2 separate regions of the Homo sapiens genome follow, and region 1 is linked to region 2. The links are chromatin contacts, found by Hi-C or POLR2A ChIA-PET in ENCODE. All regions are on one chromosome and are shown on one strand. The core of a region is the stretch at or near the end of the contact, and the rest is flanking DNA. Distances in the headings are between cores, read along the strand shown.

Evidence for each region. A loop is a pair of places that touch in the nucleus more often than their neighbours do. ChIA-PET counts read pairs that join two places held with the same protein, here RNA polymerase II (POLR2A). Pooled maps may share reads with other maps.
Region 1: a loop to region 2 is called in a map with no recorded cell type, with 6 times the contacts of the local background. The contact joins two enhancer-like sites. A Hi-C loop is called at or near these places in 1 of 37 single-sample maps with no recorded cell type and 2 of 50 pooled maps. POLR2A ChIA-PET finds 5 or more read pairs at or near these places in 1 of 52 experiments (common myeloid progenitor, CD34-positive).

The regions. Positions count from the first base shown.
Region 1 is chr16:86,602,954-86,607,154 of GRCh38, reverse strand. No RefSeq gene overlaps it. Among named protein-coding and RNA genes, the nearest start is that of FOXL1, 27 kb to the right of the region's middle. Within about 2 kb of position 2,579, at least 4 of the 41 ENCODE cell types and tissues checked have a DNase peak (open chromatin) inside an H3K27ac peak, as active enhancers do.
Region 2 is chr16:87,060,933-87,064,911 of GRCh38, reverse strand. It overlaps LINC02181 (long intergenic non-protein coding RNA 2181), which reads right to left. Exons shown (of 3, transcript NR_126008.1): 2 at 3,728-3,854; 3 at 921-2,160. Among named protein-coding and RNA genes, the nearest start is that of LINC02181, 5.1 kb to the right of the region's middle. Within about 2 kb of position 2,076, at least 4 of the 41 ENCODE cell types and tissues checked have a DNase peak (open chromatin) inside an H3K27ac peak, as active enhancers do.

The DNA.
Region 1 (4,201 bases), core at 1,330-3,829, 460 kb after region 2:
AAAAAACAAAACTAACGAGGTGTGGTGGCATGCCCCTGTAGTCCCAGCTACTCAGGAGGCTGAGGTAGGAGGATGGCTTGAGCCTGGAAAGCAGAAGTTGCAGTCAGCCAAGATCACACCACTGCATTCTAGCCTGGCTGACAGAGTGAGACCTTGTCTCAAAACAAACAAACAAACAAACAAACAAACAGTAGATGGAGAAACAAATTGTGGTCCATTCATATAGAGGAATACTACACTGCAACAAAAAATGAAAAACCACTGCTAGATATGCCACATGGATGAACTTCACAATCATAACGTTGAGGGACAGAAGACAGATACAAAGGGGCACACTTGTTATGATTCCATTTATTCTCTGACAATCAGGAATAGAGAAAAACAATCCATGGTGCTACAAGTCAAAAAAAAAGGCTTCCTCTAGGTTGGGGCGGGGGCAGATATCAACTGGAAAAAGGACACAAGGGAACTTTCGGGGAATGAATATATTCCATTCCATGACCTGAGCAGTGATCATAAAGGTGTACCAATACTAATACTAATACTAATACTAATACTAATGCGAAATGTTGTATATGTTGTACCTATATTAAAAAAAAAAAACTAAGATTTAATACTAGCAAGGTCAAGAATAGAACATATGCCAGAGACTACCTAGTGGTCCAGGGGTTGCAAACTCATAAGTCTGTAAGGGCCAGGAAGATAACAAAAATGACTGAAGTAGGCCAAGCATAAGGCAATAGATGCTAAGTGGCTCAAATGGCTACCAAGTATAAGATCTGCCTAGATACAGTGTATTTAAAAATATTGTTGAACCAAATAAAACTGCCAAGGCTTGAGTGCTCACACTCATAGGCTGCAAGTCATGAGTCCTATGTATCCAATGCTTTGTTTCACAGTTAGGAGTGCAGGGCCCAGAGACATCCACAGATCTGCCTAAATTGGCATAGTCAAGCAGGGTCACCCACCTGCACCAGTGGGAACAGGCCAGAGCTTGACTCTGATTGGCTCCAAATGAGTCATGTGCCTGACGCAGGGCCAATCGCTGTGGCCCAGGGGTGGGGTCTGACACAGACACCCTACTTTAGATCAAGAGAAATATCTAAGAGTGGGTATCTTTCAAACACTGCAAAATGGCAAGCAGGCTGAAGTGGAAAGACTCCAGTAGGGAGGTTAAGAGATATGGCCTGGCTGGGCGTGGTGGCTCACGCCTGTAATCCCATCACTTTGAGAGGCCGAGGCGGGCAGATCACAAGGTCAGGAGATCGAGACCATCCTGGCTAACACGGCGAAACCCCGTCTCTACTAAACAAAATACAAAAAATTAGCCGGGCGTGGTGGCGGGCGCCTGTGGTCCCAGCTACGTGGGAGGCTGAGGCAGGAGAATGGCGTGAACCCGGGAGGCGGAGCTTGCAGTGAGCGGAGATCGCACCACTGCACTCCAGCCTGTGCGACAGAGCGAGACTCCGTCTCAAAAAAAATAATAAAGAGATATGATATGACCCTACTCCTGGTTCCATTTTAAAGCTCCAAGACTTCCCAGGCGAGTCCCTTAAACTTGCTCATTGCCTCAGTTTTTTTTTTTTATTAAATGGATAACGATATCATTTTGGTGCAAACGTAAATGCAGTAATGGCAAAAACCGCAATTAGGTTTGCATCAACCTAATACTTGAGTGTTAGGGCCATATTCCTTAACCTCCCTACTTGGCTACAGAAATTCTGTCTTACATCCTTATCCCCCAAGGTTCCCCAACTTTTGGCAGGTGATCCACAAATGTTGCTTGGTCAAATTAATTAATCAATCCATCCATCGTTCTTGACCATATCAAAGGGACACTGTGAGAAAGAAATGGCACAAACATGAAAACACGTAGTGAGGTGATGAAAACGTACGAGCCCGAACAGGCTATCGCAGGAACCAGCTGCTGGCAACGATGCTGAAGACATTTAAAAGTCAAATACCTGAACAAGAATGCAGCTCCTCTCTCCAGAGCACTTCAGGAGGCCAGCGCAAAGCAGCCAGACCCACCCAACGTCTGTCCACAGACGCCCTATTTTCTAGCCACCAAATGAATTGTTCAATATGTACTTTGAAGTGTAACGTTAACAGATGTATTTAGTCAGGACTCTGGATTGACGGTGACAAAAATGAAACAGAAACTGGCTTAAGCGAGCCAGCTTCAGAATTTATCAACTTCTTTAATCAAATATCGGGGTTAAAGAATGTATCAAGTTCTTTAATCAAATAGCAGGAGCGGAGTGGGCCTTGGAGACTCAAATGTTGTTCTCTCTCTCTCCCTCTCTCCCCTCTGTTTTTCCTCTCCAAGAAACAAAAAAGGAACTACCAAACTGAGCCCCTGCGTCTATAGTCAGACGCCACTGGAGAGAATGGAAAAGGGAAAAGCCTTCTTACGGGGGCCTCTCAGTCAGCTCCATCGGCCCCCACTCCCCGGTACCTCAATCACAGCCCCCAGGCCCCCTCCTGGGGAAGAGTGGGGTCACCCACCTGCGCCAGTGGGAAATAGCTGGAGCTGGACTCTGATTGGCCCAATATGAGCCATGTGCCTGACACAGGGCCAATTGCTGTGGCCTGGGGGTGGAGTCTGATACAGAAAGGCTGCGGGAGGTGTCCCTGAGCAGCCAGCCCAAATTATTTCTAGTACCTCCAGCAAGGACTCATGGCTTTCGTTTTAGTTTCTACCTGTGTTAGGCCATTCTTGCATTACTATAAACAAATACCTGAGGCTGAGTAATTTATAAAGAAGAGGTTTAACTGGCTCACAGTTCTGTAGGCTGTACAGTAAGTGTGGCACTGGCCTCTGCTGGGTTTCTGGGGAGGCCTCTGGAAGCTTCCAATCAAGGCAGAAGGTGAAGCAGGAGGAGGCGTGTCACATGGTGGGAGTGGGAGCAGGAGGGGAGGGGAGGTGCCACACATTTAACCAGATCTCACAAGAGCTCACTCACCAGCACTAAGCCATGATGGATCCACCCCGCAAGACCCAAACACCTCCAACTAGGCCCCATCTCATGTTGAATTGCAATCCCCATTGTTGGGTGGGGATGAGATTTGAGTGGGGACAAATATCCAAACCATCTCACTACCCAACTGCCTGCATGATATCCTTTCATAGCTCCAGAAAGATGAGTAAATGGGGAATCAAGAAGAAAGCAGAAAGACTGTATATTGGAGGAGGGAGGAGGAGGAGGAGGGAGAAGGAGAAGGAGGGAGGAAAAAGGAGAAGGAAAGGAAGGAGGAGGAGGGAGGAGGAGAAGAAAGAGGAGTGAGGAGCAGGAGGAAAGAAGAGAAGAAGGAAGAGGGAGAAGGAATAAGAGGAGGAGAGGGATATGGGGGGCTGAAGGAGGAAAGAGTAGGAGGAAAGAGGAGGAGGAAGACGAAGTAGGAGGAAGAGCAGGAGGAGGAAGGAGGAGGAGGAAAGAGTAGGAGGAAGACGAAGTAGGAGGAAGAGCAGGAGGAGGAAGGAGGAGGAGGAAACAGTAGGAGGAAGATGAAGAAGGAGGAAGAGCAGGAGGAGGAAGGAGGAGGAGGAAAGAGTAGGAGGAAGACGAAGTAGGAGGAAGAGCAGGAGGAGGAAGGAGGAGGAGGAAAGAGTAGGAGGAAGACGAAGTAGGAGGAAGAGCAGGAGGAGGAAGGAGGAGGAGGAAACAGTAGGAGGAAGATGAAGAAGGAGGAAGAGCAGGAGGAGGAAGGAGGAGGAGGAAACAGTAGGAGGAAGATGAAGAAGGAGGAAGAGCAGGAGGAGGAAGAAGGAGGAGGGGGAAGGAGGAGGAGGAAGGAGAGGAGTGAGAAGGGGGAGGAGAAAAGAGGAGGAGGAAGAAGAGGGGGAGAAGGGAGGAGGAATAGAAAGGAGGAAAAAGGGAAAGAGGAGAGAGAAATAGAAGCTAGACAAGTACAGAAATGACCATTAAATTACGCATAATAATTATTGTTTACAAGGCACTTTCACATTCATCTTTCTGCTCCGTAACCACAACTTCAAGGTGAGACGGGAGTTCTGGGCCGAGATTATTGTCTCCACTCTACAGATGAGACAAACAGATTTCAGAGAGGTGAAGTGGCTTGCCTGTGGTCATGTGCCTTGTTAGATTATGGAGAAGAGGAAAAAGCCCCAGACTTTCTCACTGCCTCCTGCAGAACCCTATCCTGCCCAGCACTGCTTCCCGAACATTAGCCATTCTAG
Region 2 (3,979 bases), core at 827-3,326:
TCCCCGGCGCCTCTGACCCCTTCCTCCATCTCGCCGCCTTCCCTGCCTTCAGCGCGGAGTTCCCTTTCTCCAGGGCTTCTTGTCTGAACTCACCCCCTCGGCTCTCAGCACCATTCTCCACTTTTAGGAAAAGAAACTCTACAATTTCTATGCAAACATCGGATAAGAAGGGGAGGGGGAGTGACTTTGATTTTCATTTTAAGACTCTGAAAGACGGAGAAAGTAAGCAGAAGCGGGCTGGTGTATTTCAGAGGCTCCCAGTGAGTCCCTACTAAATTTACCTAATAAAATGAATTTTTAAAATTTTCGTTTTCTCATTTCATTCCAGCAGAAAATGAGTTTGCCTTTATAATGTCCAGATCTTTCCAACTCTATTGAGTGAGAAATTAACTTACAAAATTTAAATACTTTGGTACACACATGCACACACACCCGAAATGAAGTAAAGTGTGCCTGTAACACAATAGCAAGCCTGATTTTAGGGTCCTAGGACACATTTTTTTTAATGATGTGTAATAAAGAAAAATCAGATTCAGTTAAAAAAATTTCTCTCTTAAAATGGGTGAATTGTAATACTCAGTAAATTTAATTGTAATTTTTATTTGTTAATATAAGTTGCCTTTTTAAAATCTTCTGCACGTCTTGTCAAATTATTGAGAGGACTGCAAAGAAAACATATGTTAATGTGCTAGGCCACAGTTGACTCCTTTCCTTTCCACGAAACTAGTCCAAGTAGTGTAGGAAATTATGAAACTATAGAGTTCTCTGTGAAAAGAATACCCTGCCTTTCATTTCCAAGATAAAGCAATTAATACTGGAATTTCAAGGCAAATCTAATGATCAGTTAGGAGGGAAAAGGAGGAGGAAGGCAGGATGGTTATTTGCGTAAGAAAGTCCAGAAATCGACATCGGACAGATGTATCGTGGAATGTGATGATATTTATAAGGAAAAATCACATAAACTTTAAAAATGAAAGTTGTTTTGCTTAAACGACTGAAAAAAAGAATTCAGAATAATATTTGGGTTATCCTAGTTTTGTACGCTTGTGTTCACCAAAGCGTTCAGGGTCCAGGAGGATTAAAGAGCTCCATCACAAGGAGTGTTTTTGTGTGTGTGCATGCGTGTGCGTGTCTGTGTGCGCGTGTGTGCGTGTCTGGGTGCATGTGTGTGCGTGTATGTGCGCGCGCGTGTGTCTGGGTGCGTGTGTGTGCGCACGTGTGTGTCTGTGTGTGCGTGTGTGTGCGCGTGTGTGTGAGTGTGTGTGTCTCTACCCAGCTCTCCTACACCTTAGCCCCAAGGATGATGGGGAGAAAAATGTGGGAGCTGACTAGGTGGAACCAAATCTTTACTCCAGAAATTTATAGCTAATATAAAACTCTTAAAAATGAAAAAAAAACAGTTTTCTTACCTTTTTAAAAAGTCTTCTCTTTGGGGGGTTATGTCAGGGGATAGAGGAATGGGCTTGAGCCAGTTTTCAAAATTGCTATAGGCCAGGCGTGGTGGCTCCTGCCTGTAATCCCAGCACTTTGAGAGGCCGAGGCGGGAGGATCGCTTGAGCTCAGGAGTTTGAGACCAGCCTGGGAAACATAGCAATGCCCTGTCTCTACAAAAAATTTAAAAATTAGCCGGGCGTGGTGGTGTGCGCCTGTGTTCCCAGCTGCTCGGGAGGCTGAGGCAGGAGGGTCGCTTGAGCCCAGAAGGTCCAGACTGCATTGAGTGGAGATCGCACTACTGCACTCCAGCCTGAATGACAGAGTGAGACCGTCTCAAAACAAAAACAAAAACAAAAACCAACCAAAAAACCAAAACCAACTCCCTCCCCGCCCCCGAAACAACAACAACAACAACAAAACCCCCAAAAACCAAATTGCTATAGACCAATATTTCCAGGTCCCTGTGATTTTGATTAGAGAGTTTTGTTCTTGTTCTTCTGTTCCGTAAACTATGGTATTCTACCTCTTAAACGCATTTTTAAGCTTTCTAGTTTGGATGGCCTTAAACAGAGAAGCCCGTCCCTGGGTGGGGAGGTTTGTCCGCTGTCCAGTAGATGGCGCTGTGACTTCTAGAGTGAGGGGGGTGGGGGTGGGGACGACACCGCGTCGCAGCCCGAAGTCACAGGGGCCACCCCGTCGCCTCTCCCAGGGTGTATCCATCGGGCTCTAAACCCAAGAAGAAAAACTTTTTGAGGCCTCTCCTGAAATGTGCTAATCTATCAAAGAGCATTTATAGTATTTAAGCCAAATGTTAATTAACAAATAGCTCACCCTCCTCAAACAGTCTGAGATAGTGCCCAGCTAGAGTTTAAAGAAATACTTCCTGGAAATGTTTGAGATAAAAATGGAATAACGTAGTAGCTATTTCAATATTTTATCAGTTGCCCATATTTAAAAAAATAAAAGATCCTCACCTTTCTCCTAGAGTAATCATGAAGAACGTACATTTTATGTTATATGAAATGTTATGTGCGTAAAAATGGTCAAATGAAACCAGGCAGGTATAGATAATGGTAGTCTCGCCTTCTCAAAAAGCGTTTTCCTTTTCATGCAGTGGTGGCGTGAATACGCACCCTGGACATTGTATTTCACTACATCAGCACCTGCTAAAATGGTAAACCAGCTTCTTAGACGCGTTAAACCTCCACCTCCCTTGAGTGATTCCAGGGTAATCTTCTCCTCTTCCCCACTCAGAAAAGTTTCTAGTTTATTTTAAAAACAAACATTTTTCTATCCCCATCTCTTGCTACAGAGAATCTCAACTAAGGATGGTGCTTATCACTCTTCAACATATTTGATATTAAAATTAAAATAATTTTAAAACAATTTTGAATAATTTCAATGTTTAGACTCTTCATGGGATGACGTGATTTCTTACTATGTTTTAAGTAATGATTTGCGATATCTTTTTTTAATTTAAAAAGAAGTAGTGTGCATGTTGACAAGTATTGTAAACAAACTGGCATTCAACAACAGCAACAAAAAGATTTATTCCTTTTCCTAAGAATGATGTTATCCTTTATTCTGGAAAAAAAAAATGAAGCAGTATTCATTTGCCTCCAGTTTGAAATACTACTTAAAGACTTAGAAATATGTAAATGTAGCTTAGGACAATGACTTCATCGAGCCTGGTAGTAATTAATCTTGTACAGTTCTTTAAAAATTTAATTGAATGACATGTTAGTTTTATAGTTGTATGAATTTAAAAATTGTGCAAGTCACTCACTATTCATAACTCGAGCCTATGTATTAATAAAATGATTGTGCAAAAAACCAGCTGTTTAAATAAATTCTGTTCTGCTTTAAAGATTTTGCCCTTTGGGGAGAAAGTCATTTAAGTATTGAGTGGCAGTGGCCAGTGAACAATAGTCAAAATGTAAATAAATCTTCCTGAAACTTAGTTCTAATTTTCTTGAGCAAGATACTAACCCATAAAAAATAAACATTGTTTATTGAACCACGTTTGCATCAGTGAACCTTTGTAAAATGATATGGAGAAAATATGAACTTCTATGTCCCAAGTACTTTACTTTGCTTCCTTAGCAGAACAGAGAGAGCTATTCGATAGGTATGAACTGAAGAAAATAGAATTAGTGCCTCTGGTGAGAGAGTCATTCAGATTTGTACAGTTGCACGGAGGTGATCATACTAGAATTAACACCAAAAAATTGTGTCATTTGGCATCTTGGCTTAAGGGATAATTTAATTACACCACCTATTAGTGTTGACTTACGTTTCTGCGCCAGCCAGCCTTCTTATAATCTTGTTTATTTCCAGAAATCACATTTGTGACAGCTCTAATAGGCCATTCAACAGCAAAGATTTTCTCATTTAGTTGAAAATATTTCAGGCTTCAGAAACTAGCAAGGAAGGAAAGGCATATTTAGACTTCATATGTCAGAGTAAACTGATTTGGGGCAAGATTTAAAAACTGAACTCAACATGCCTGTTTGACCAATTTCAGCCTAAAATATTTTTATGTTTT